2 separate regions of the Homo sapiens genome follow, and region 2 is linked to region 1. A link is a contact called in ENCODE POLR2A ChIA-PET data. All regions are on one chromosome and are shown on one strand. The core of a region is the stretch at or near the end of the contact, and the rest is flanking DNA. Distances in the headings are between cores, read along the strand shown.

Region 1 (3,853 bases), core at 712-3,211:
CCTCAGAGCACTGACCACTAAAGACCAATTACTTTTCCATCAAAGTGCAAAGTGGTAATTCAAACTTCCTTTAACTGTCAAGCATCCTGGGCTACAGAGCCAAGAAGATAATCAACAATCAAAAGGTGATACGATTATTTCAAGTTCCCCTCTTTAGAGTTCATGGCTGTTGCTGATGATGCTGGTGCCAGAGTAGTGTTTTAACCTTAGCGCTCTCCCATGGTAACCACAAAGGCAGCAGGAGGGCAGGTGGGAGGTTCCAGAGTTGTCAGCACGTTGGTGAAATGCCTGCCCTCATTTTAACGACGCCGTGGATGTTTGTGTTTGCCTTCCGTTGGCTGTTTCAAACTTAACTTTCTAGTTTGACAATCATATTTTACCTTCAGTGATTCTTTTGTTTCAGAACTGATTGTGTCCTCTAATAGCTAACTAATATTTTTGTATATTTTGATTATTTCTAGTAATTTTTGTTAATTTTATTCATATATACACAATTTGGAAAATCCTCTTGCTGTAGTTATGAATACTTTTTATAGATGCTAAGATTTTAAAATTGCTGGAATAGATAATAAATTTGCAATTTTATTTTTAAATGACTTACCTTTTTTCCCCTACTGTGTCAGGAACCTTAAAGGCGGTGTTTCAAGGTTGGTGGGTCTCATAACTGCTTTGCTTGCTTTTCCCTGAAAGGGGTCTGTCTTTTCACGGGAGTTTCTCTAACGTGCTTTGCAGAGTGATGCTTGCCTTACTGCAGGCCGCTGATTGTTTTGCTAATGCTTTTTATCTTTGCTTTGGGAAACTGCAGATCTGAAGCTGTCTTATTTATGGCAACTTCTGTTTGAGGCCCTAATGCTTATGTTGGTGTGGAACATCAAAAGAATGCTTCTTAACCCATTTTCAAGCCCCAAAAAGTTGATATTTCACTAGACCTTAGCTTTTCAGCTGTTGGAGAAGTATGCGTTTTTCCAGAACCATTGTCCATTCACTTTAGTGCTACTCAAAAGAGCTGCTCCCAGAAAGCTCTGGAGGATAAAAACAGGGCTTCCTTATCTGGGGATTTGCTGTTAGGCTGACAGTGACCAGCTGGTGACAAGTGTGACGCCGGGCACAGCAGTCCTGTGAGGCTGGTCTGGTGTCTTGCTGGTTCCGTCTGGTCAGAATTAAAGCAGCCCCCCGGGAAAGTTGGCCTAGAATGTAGAACTTAAAATGGCAGTCCTCTTTTTTCTTTTTGGTTCACATATATTTAATGTAATTTAGGTACACTTTTTTACATCTGTCAGATTTGAATGAAATAACTGATGTTTTTATTGAACATTGTGTTCATGCTTTTGAAGAATTAAACTGCTTTTTCTAAAGGTGACGTGGGATTGTGTGTATGTGAACATGAATGTCTGTTTTCAGTTTCTGCATTATTTAGATGCCTAGCGTGTGCAAGATATTTTATGTAGCATATTAATTTTGAATGTTTTTAAATTATTGAGGTTATGTCCTTAAGTAAATATAATGATTAAAATGTTTTACTCTGGAAGAAAACAAAGTTAGGCATTTTAGTGAAAAGAAGTTTATAATTTTCCCTTTCGACATCTTCTGAAGAATGCATTGCATAAAATATTGTGTTCTTATTTTCAAACAGGATTTTAGTCAATGAAATAAGTTCAGCATTCCCTTGAACTTACTTTACTTTTTCCTCTCGTGTTTCAGGAAACTCTTATCACTACTATTGATTCTAGTTCCAGGTATGTGGTAGCTTTCTTTTAAAGCAGTAGTGGGTGGGAGGGCTCATGGGTCCAGGTTGGACAAGGTGCGTCCCCCACCTTCTGGGTTCCTGGGCCTGACACTGTGCTGTCTCAGCAACCTTCTGCTGAAGGCCAGACTGTTCAGAGCACTCAGCCTCAAACTTTCAGGTAGCCGACTGTGAACACTGTCCACAGCCACGTGATCTAGCTGGCTGGCTGCATCCACCCCAAGGAACAAACAGAACAATTGCATTTCCTTTTCCCCCAGGGCAGCATCTTAGGCGGCCAGTCCCACAGCACCTCCCTGGCTCATCCAAGCAGACATTTCCTTCCTTTCAATCCATGTCTGTTTCTTAAACTCTAGTGATTACATTTCCCTAAACATGGGTCAGTTTTCCTTTGTCATTTTTATTAGCTTTAAAGTTGAAGCTGGTAATCTATGTGTAGCACGACTCAATTGTTCTAGGCACCAGATTTGTTTATGATAGTCCAAGTGCACATTAACATCTTTGGCAGCTCTACCATATTGACTTCAGTAGTAGCCACTTTTTTGGACCCAAGCTCAAAACCACACATTTGTATTTCATCCTGTCAAATTTAACTGCCTCAGTCCGTTGGTGTTCTGGAATATTCCCTGCCTGCAGGCAGTATTTCACCTTACTCTTCATTAACAAGCCAGTTTCTTTCTAAAGTGAAATTGAAAAACCCCACCAAACCCCACTAAGACAAAAGTTACACTTGTAATTCTTATGAAAGTTTCACTTGTAATCCTTATGAAAGGATTATACTTGTAGTCCCTATGAAACACATATGTATACCAAGTCTATTTCTAAAGCCTACACATTAATTTCCATTTTTCTAAGAAATTAAGTCAAAGATCAAAATCTAAAGATTCAAATCTAATTTAAAGATTCAAATAGAGGCCAGGCGCGGTGGCTCACGCCTGTAATCCCAGCACTTTGGGAGGCCGAGGCAGGTGGATCACGAGGTCAGGAGATCGAGACCATCCTGGCTAACACAGTGAAACCCTGTCTCTACTAAAAATACAAAAAAATTAGCCGGGCATGGTGGCGGGCGCCTGTAGTTCCAGCTACTCGGGAGGCTGAGGCAGGAGAATGGTGTGAACCCAGGAGGCGGAGCTTGCAGTGAGCCAAGATCGTGCCACTGCACTCCAGCCTGAGCAACAGAGCAAGACTCTGTATCAAAAAAAAAAAAAAGATTCAAATAGAAATTATAGCTCATCCCTCCTTTGTCCCTGATTTGATTTGTAATCTGTAATTTATAGATCGAAATTCTATGCATCAGGACTGTAAATTTAGGCTTTTTTTTTTTTTTTTTTGGTGAATTTAGACCTGTGGACCACACACCAAGTAGTCTGGCCATTCTGTTTCTTAACCCTTTAAATCCACTTCAGCACAGGTAGTAAAGATTAGATTTTCCAAACCTAAGCTTAAAGCTGTGGTGTTAATGGCAGTGTTAATCATCACAGGGCCCATACTCTTCAACTTTACAGCTGGTGGGGCATTCATTTTTTGGTTTGTTTATTTTTGTTAGTTTGTTTTTGAGACAGTCTCGCTCTATCACACAGGCTGGAGTGCAGTGGCGTGATCTCGGCTCACTGCAACCTCTGCCTCCCAGGTTCAAGCGATTCTCCTGCCCCAGCCTCCCAAGTAGCTGGGATTACAATTAGCTACTGCCACCACGCCCAGCTACTTTTTGTATTTTTTGGTAGAAGGTTTTTACTATGTTGGCCAGGCTGGTCTCAAACTTCTGACCTCAAGTGATCCGTCTGCCTTGGCCTCCCAAAGTGCTGGGATTACAGGCGTGAGCCACTGAGCCCAGCCAAGTGGGGCATGAGTTTTCTCATAAAGCCAGCAGGGCAGAGTGATTCCTAGTATAGCAGGGCATGTGTTACACTCATGTCACTTTTAGCAAATCCACGTTGCCTTTTCAGCAAAATTCATTACAGAGTTAAGAAAAACATGCCCTGGTAATTTTCTGTTAGAAGGAGCAAAGATTTTGAGTCCACCACAGTGCACATCATGTCAGCATCATTGCTTTTTGTGTCTTTCTAGTTGGTGGACCAACTGGGTGATCCCTGCCATCTCTGCAGTGGC
Region 2 (3,853 bases), core at 358-2,857, 2.8 Mb before region 1:
GAAGACTGGAAATCTGACAGCAAGGTGCCAAGGGTTGGTCTCCTCTGCAGCCTCTCCTTGGCTTGTAGAAAGCATCTTCTCTCTGTGTCCTCCAGTGGTCGTCTCTCTGTGTGTGTCTGTGTCCTAATCTCTGCTTAGAAGGACAGCATCACGTTGGCTCAGGGCCACCCTACTCCAGTGGGACCTCATCTTAATGTCATGGCCTCTTTAAAGGCACCATTTCCAAATGCAGTCACGTTGTGAGGCAGTGAGGTTTAGGACATCCACGTATAGATTCAGGAGGATCACAGTTAAGCTTATCACATGTGTTACTTGATAAACCCCAGCAGCGGCTGCACAATTAGAGTAGAGAAGGAAAGTCCTGGGATTGGCATTTGCCGCCATGTCTGACACCTCCTGGGGAACGGACTCCACACCAGCAGCCACACGCAGTCTCTGCCCTGTCCTCAGGAGACAGCAGACCTGGTTTCCCTTCTGCAGACCCTGGTTGGGCCCTTCCTGTGCAAGGTTCCTTCTTCCTGCCTCCTGCCACAGGCCCCAGCTGGCGGCTCCCCCCAGGGCAGGTGTGCATCTGCAGAGCGCTCATCTCCCACGTGCTGAGTCATGGCTTTGCGCAGCCCTCCCCATACTTAGGACCCTCAAAGGATCATCTTCATTCTCCCAGGCACTGAGTCGCAGAGCTGGGCCGGGCCTGCCCGAGGCCAGGTAGCCAATGGTGGGGAAGCCAGAGAGCAAAGCCAGGCCTGGAGCCCCAGGTGGCACAGCCGGGCAGAAACGATCCTTGCGTGGGAGCGTCAGTCTTCTCGTGGCCACAGGAAATGAGGAAAGAGACAGGGGAAATCATTTTAATGTCATGTCTTTTCTTTAACCTAAGAAACCTCAAATGTCATGTAAGCATAGAATCCATATAAAAATTGTTCATGAAATGGTTAACAATTCTTCTCCCATGAAGTCCTCACACTCTAGGATATATTTTATCTCATGGTGCAGTGTGGCCTGGCTACGTCTCAGGTGCTAGGTGGCCACACGTGGCTGGGACCGTAGGTCTGGGCAGCACAGCTCCAACCCTGGCCGTGCCCACGCCCCCTGCCATCTATAGCCAGGCAGAACACACTGAGACCCCCCGTATAGTGTACGTCATGCAGTTCACCATCCCCTTTGTGCATGGTACCCATTGCTCGTTAAATAAGCACTTTCTAAAGAAGTCAGAAAAAATTGTAAATTACCAATATTTTTCCCTGAGAGATGCTTACAGGTCCAATGTTTCACACACTCCCCCTCCCCTTGTATGAAGTGAGTTGGGGTCGATAAAGATGAGGAGGAGGGAAGGAGGATGACGGGGAGGATGGAGAGGAGGGGAGAGAAGAGGAGAAGAGGGAGGGGGAAGGAGGAGTGAGAAGGAGGAGGGAGGGGGAAGGAAGAGGGGAGGGGGTAGTGGGTCAGGCTAATAAATGCAGTTGTAAGGATTGCCGTGGATAAAAATGCAGCGCGGAGGAGGAACAAGGAACGGCCCGTTTAAATCTGCCCAGACTCAGAGGCCGTTTAGGGCCGGTGAGAGTGATGTTTGCCGAAGGGCATCCAGCCCCACGTCCCACTCTGCCCTGCCTTGGCGGTGCCTCAAAGCCCTCCCAAGCCCTTACGGTAAAGGCTCAGACCTGGGACCTTAGCACAGCTTCTGAACCAAGAGCTGTGGCTGAGCCCTGCAGGTGTCATGACATTTATCAAGCTGTCTTGCCACGAATTTTCTCTGACAACACACAGCCTGTTTTTAATTCATGAGTGGATCGATCGTGCTCTTTCCAAATGCAGGTGAAAATTAGCTGTTTAGGACTGAAAGGAATGTTTTAAATGCTTGTTCATTCCTGCATTCATCCATCCCCACACACACATATTAAAAATACTTTTTATTATGTGCCCACTCTGCATAGGACAGTGATAAACTTTGTACATGAAAATTCCGGCTTCACCACCAGCTAGTTGGGTGATCTTGGGCAAGTTACTTTCTCTCTCTGTGCTTACTTAAGATGGTAACATGATACGATGATAACATTATGTAAAGTGAGTGAGTCCACATGTGTGGTGCACCCCCTTGTACATAGCAAGTGCTGTGTGTTGTTTGGTGTTACTAATTTTCTTCTTATTGCTATTATTGTAAAAAAAAAAAAAAAAAAAAAGGAAGTCCTTGTGTCTGTCCTCAGAATACCTCACAGTCTAATCAGGAGACCAACAAAATTACAAAAGCACACTCAGAGCAGTGATGGGTATGAAGAGCTCAGGACAGAAGCAGGACTCCCTGGGGCTGTAGAGCCCACAGGCCAGCAAGAGAAGCTACGGGGAGGGCTCACATAGAGGGAGAGACAGGGGTGTCCTTCCCCACTTCCCAGGGTTGAGACAAGCATAAGCAAATATTTAAATACTGTATTTTTTTAAAAAAAAGATTTGATTTGGGGCACCTGCTGCAAACCTCTCCCACTCAGTATCGCCAAGGCTGTAGGGTCCAGGTGTCCCCCTAATACCGGCTCCACCCAGTCCAGCTTTATCCCACAAAGAGCTCTGCCTTCCAAAACACCTGGCTCTGCAGACCCATCCAAATGTAACTCGCAGAGCGATTGCTGGGAGACAGCCACCCTCTGTGATGAATCCATGTCTCTGTGAGTGGCTGGCAGCTCCTAACACATCCCACTGAGATCTCAGTTTCTGAGAGGATGCCCGCTGGGTGAGGCTGCAATTTATTAACACAGGTTGGAATTGTCTCAGGCTGTGTAGAAGATGTCTGGCTCTGCAGATGGCCCTGGCTGAGACTCTGTCTCCCGAGGGTAGCTGTTTTCCTCTTGAATCCTGGAAGCTCAAAGCTCCCTTCTCCCCTAGGACATCGCCCAGAGCAGCAACATCCTGCGGAAAAGAGTGTCAGTGGCATCTTTTGTTATGCAGAGGAGATGGAATCCTCCCAGGTGACTGATAGCTGAGAGGGAGGGAAACTATCAGGAGAGCCAAGAAGAGAGATGGGTTCCAGGAGGAGAAAGTTGTCCACAACAGGAAGAGCTGCCACAGGGCTCCCCTCTGCCTGGCTCCTGCAGACCCCATCTTCACAGGTAGAGAGCTGGGGTCCCAATATCTGTGAGCCATGACCTTTGGGAATTTACCTGAACGATTATCCAAAGGATCAGGGGAGTCCTTGCCCCGAGTTGGCCCACAGTGGGGGGCTCACTTGTGTTGCCCTGTTGGTGGGGGGGTGTCCGTGGAAGGTTCCAGAACAGGCCTGGTCTCTGGGGACCCTGTACCCTTCCCCAGTGCTCCCTGCTCCCCCACTTCCCACCAACCCAAAGGAGGGGTTTGTAGTGCCCTTGAGTTATTTGTCACCATTTGAATTCTTTCACTTTGGTGTTTTGAACACTGTCTCAGTTCACAGGCGAATGAACTGGAAGATGAGAGGTCTGAAAACCTTATTATTTCTTTTTCTCATATGAAACTCACAAGACTTGCTAATTAGAAACAGTAAACCAGGAACCTTGAAAAATAAAAACACAACTTGTAGTTTATCTTCACACTTACATTTGCCCAAAATGGGTGAAATCAAGTGGTGAGCTCCAAAACATTCCAAAACCTAACAAGCAATAAGTCTGGAAACCTGCTTTTCAGCTGTGGGTGGGCTGAGAAAAGCTAGACACTGGGCTTTCCCTGGTCGTCATATCAGGCTCAAAAAGGTTCTACAAAGATGCCTAGCAATATTTCTGGATTTTTCTATTTAATCAGCTTAAGAAAAAAGATACCACACTTAAAAATAAGATCTGAGAGCCTGTAAAATCATATGTAAATTTTACAGTGGAGAGTAACTTATTGGTCTGTTTGGTGT

The links. ChIA-PET counts read pairs that join two places held with the same protein, here RNA polymerase II (POLR2A).
Region 2: POLR2A ChIA-PET joins it to region 1 with 15 read pairs in AG04449. The contact joins two enhancer-like sites. POLR2A ChIA-PET finds 5 or more read pairs at or near these places in 2 of 52 experiments (AG04449 and naive thymus-derived CD8-positive, alpha-beta T cell).

Annotation. Positions count from the first base shown.
Region 1 is chr18:74,253,624-74,257,476 of GRCh38, reverse strand. CYB5A (cytochrome b5 type A) reads left to right here. Exons shown (of 5, transcript NM_148923.4): 4 at 1,702-1,736; 5 at 3,812-3,853. Among named protein-coding and RNA genes, the nearest start is that of CYB5A, 36 kb to the left of the region's middle. Within about 2 kb of position 1,961, at least 8 of the 41 ENCODE cell types and tissues checked have a DNase peak (open chromatin) inside an H3K27ac peak, as active enhancers do.
Region 2 is chr18:77,096,490-77,100,342 of GRCh38, reverse strand. All of the region lies in intron 2 of MBP (myelin basic protein), which reads left to right. Among named protein-coding and RNA genes, the nearest start is that of MBP, 34 kb to the left of the region's middle. RefSeq lists enhancers at 1-664, 467-686, 2,181-2,938, 2,939-3,697. Within about 2 kb of position 1,607, at least 12 of the 41 ENCODE cell types and tissues checked have a DNase peak (open chromatin) inside an H3K27ac peak, as active enhancers do.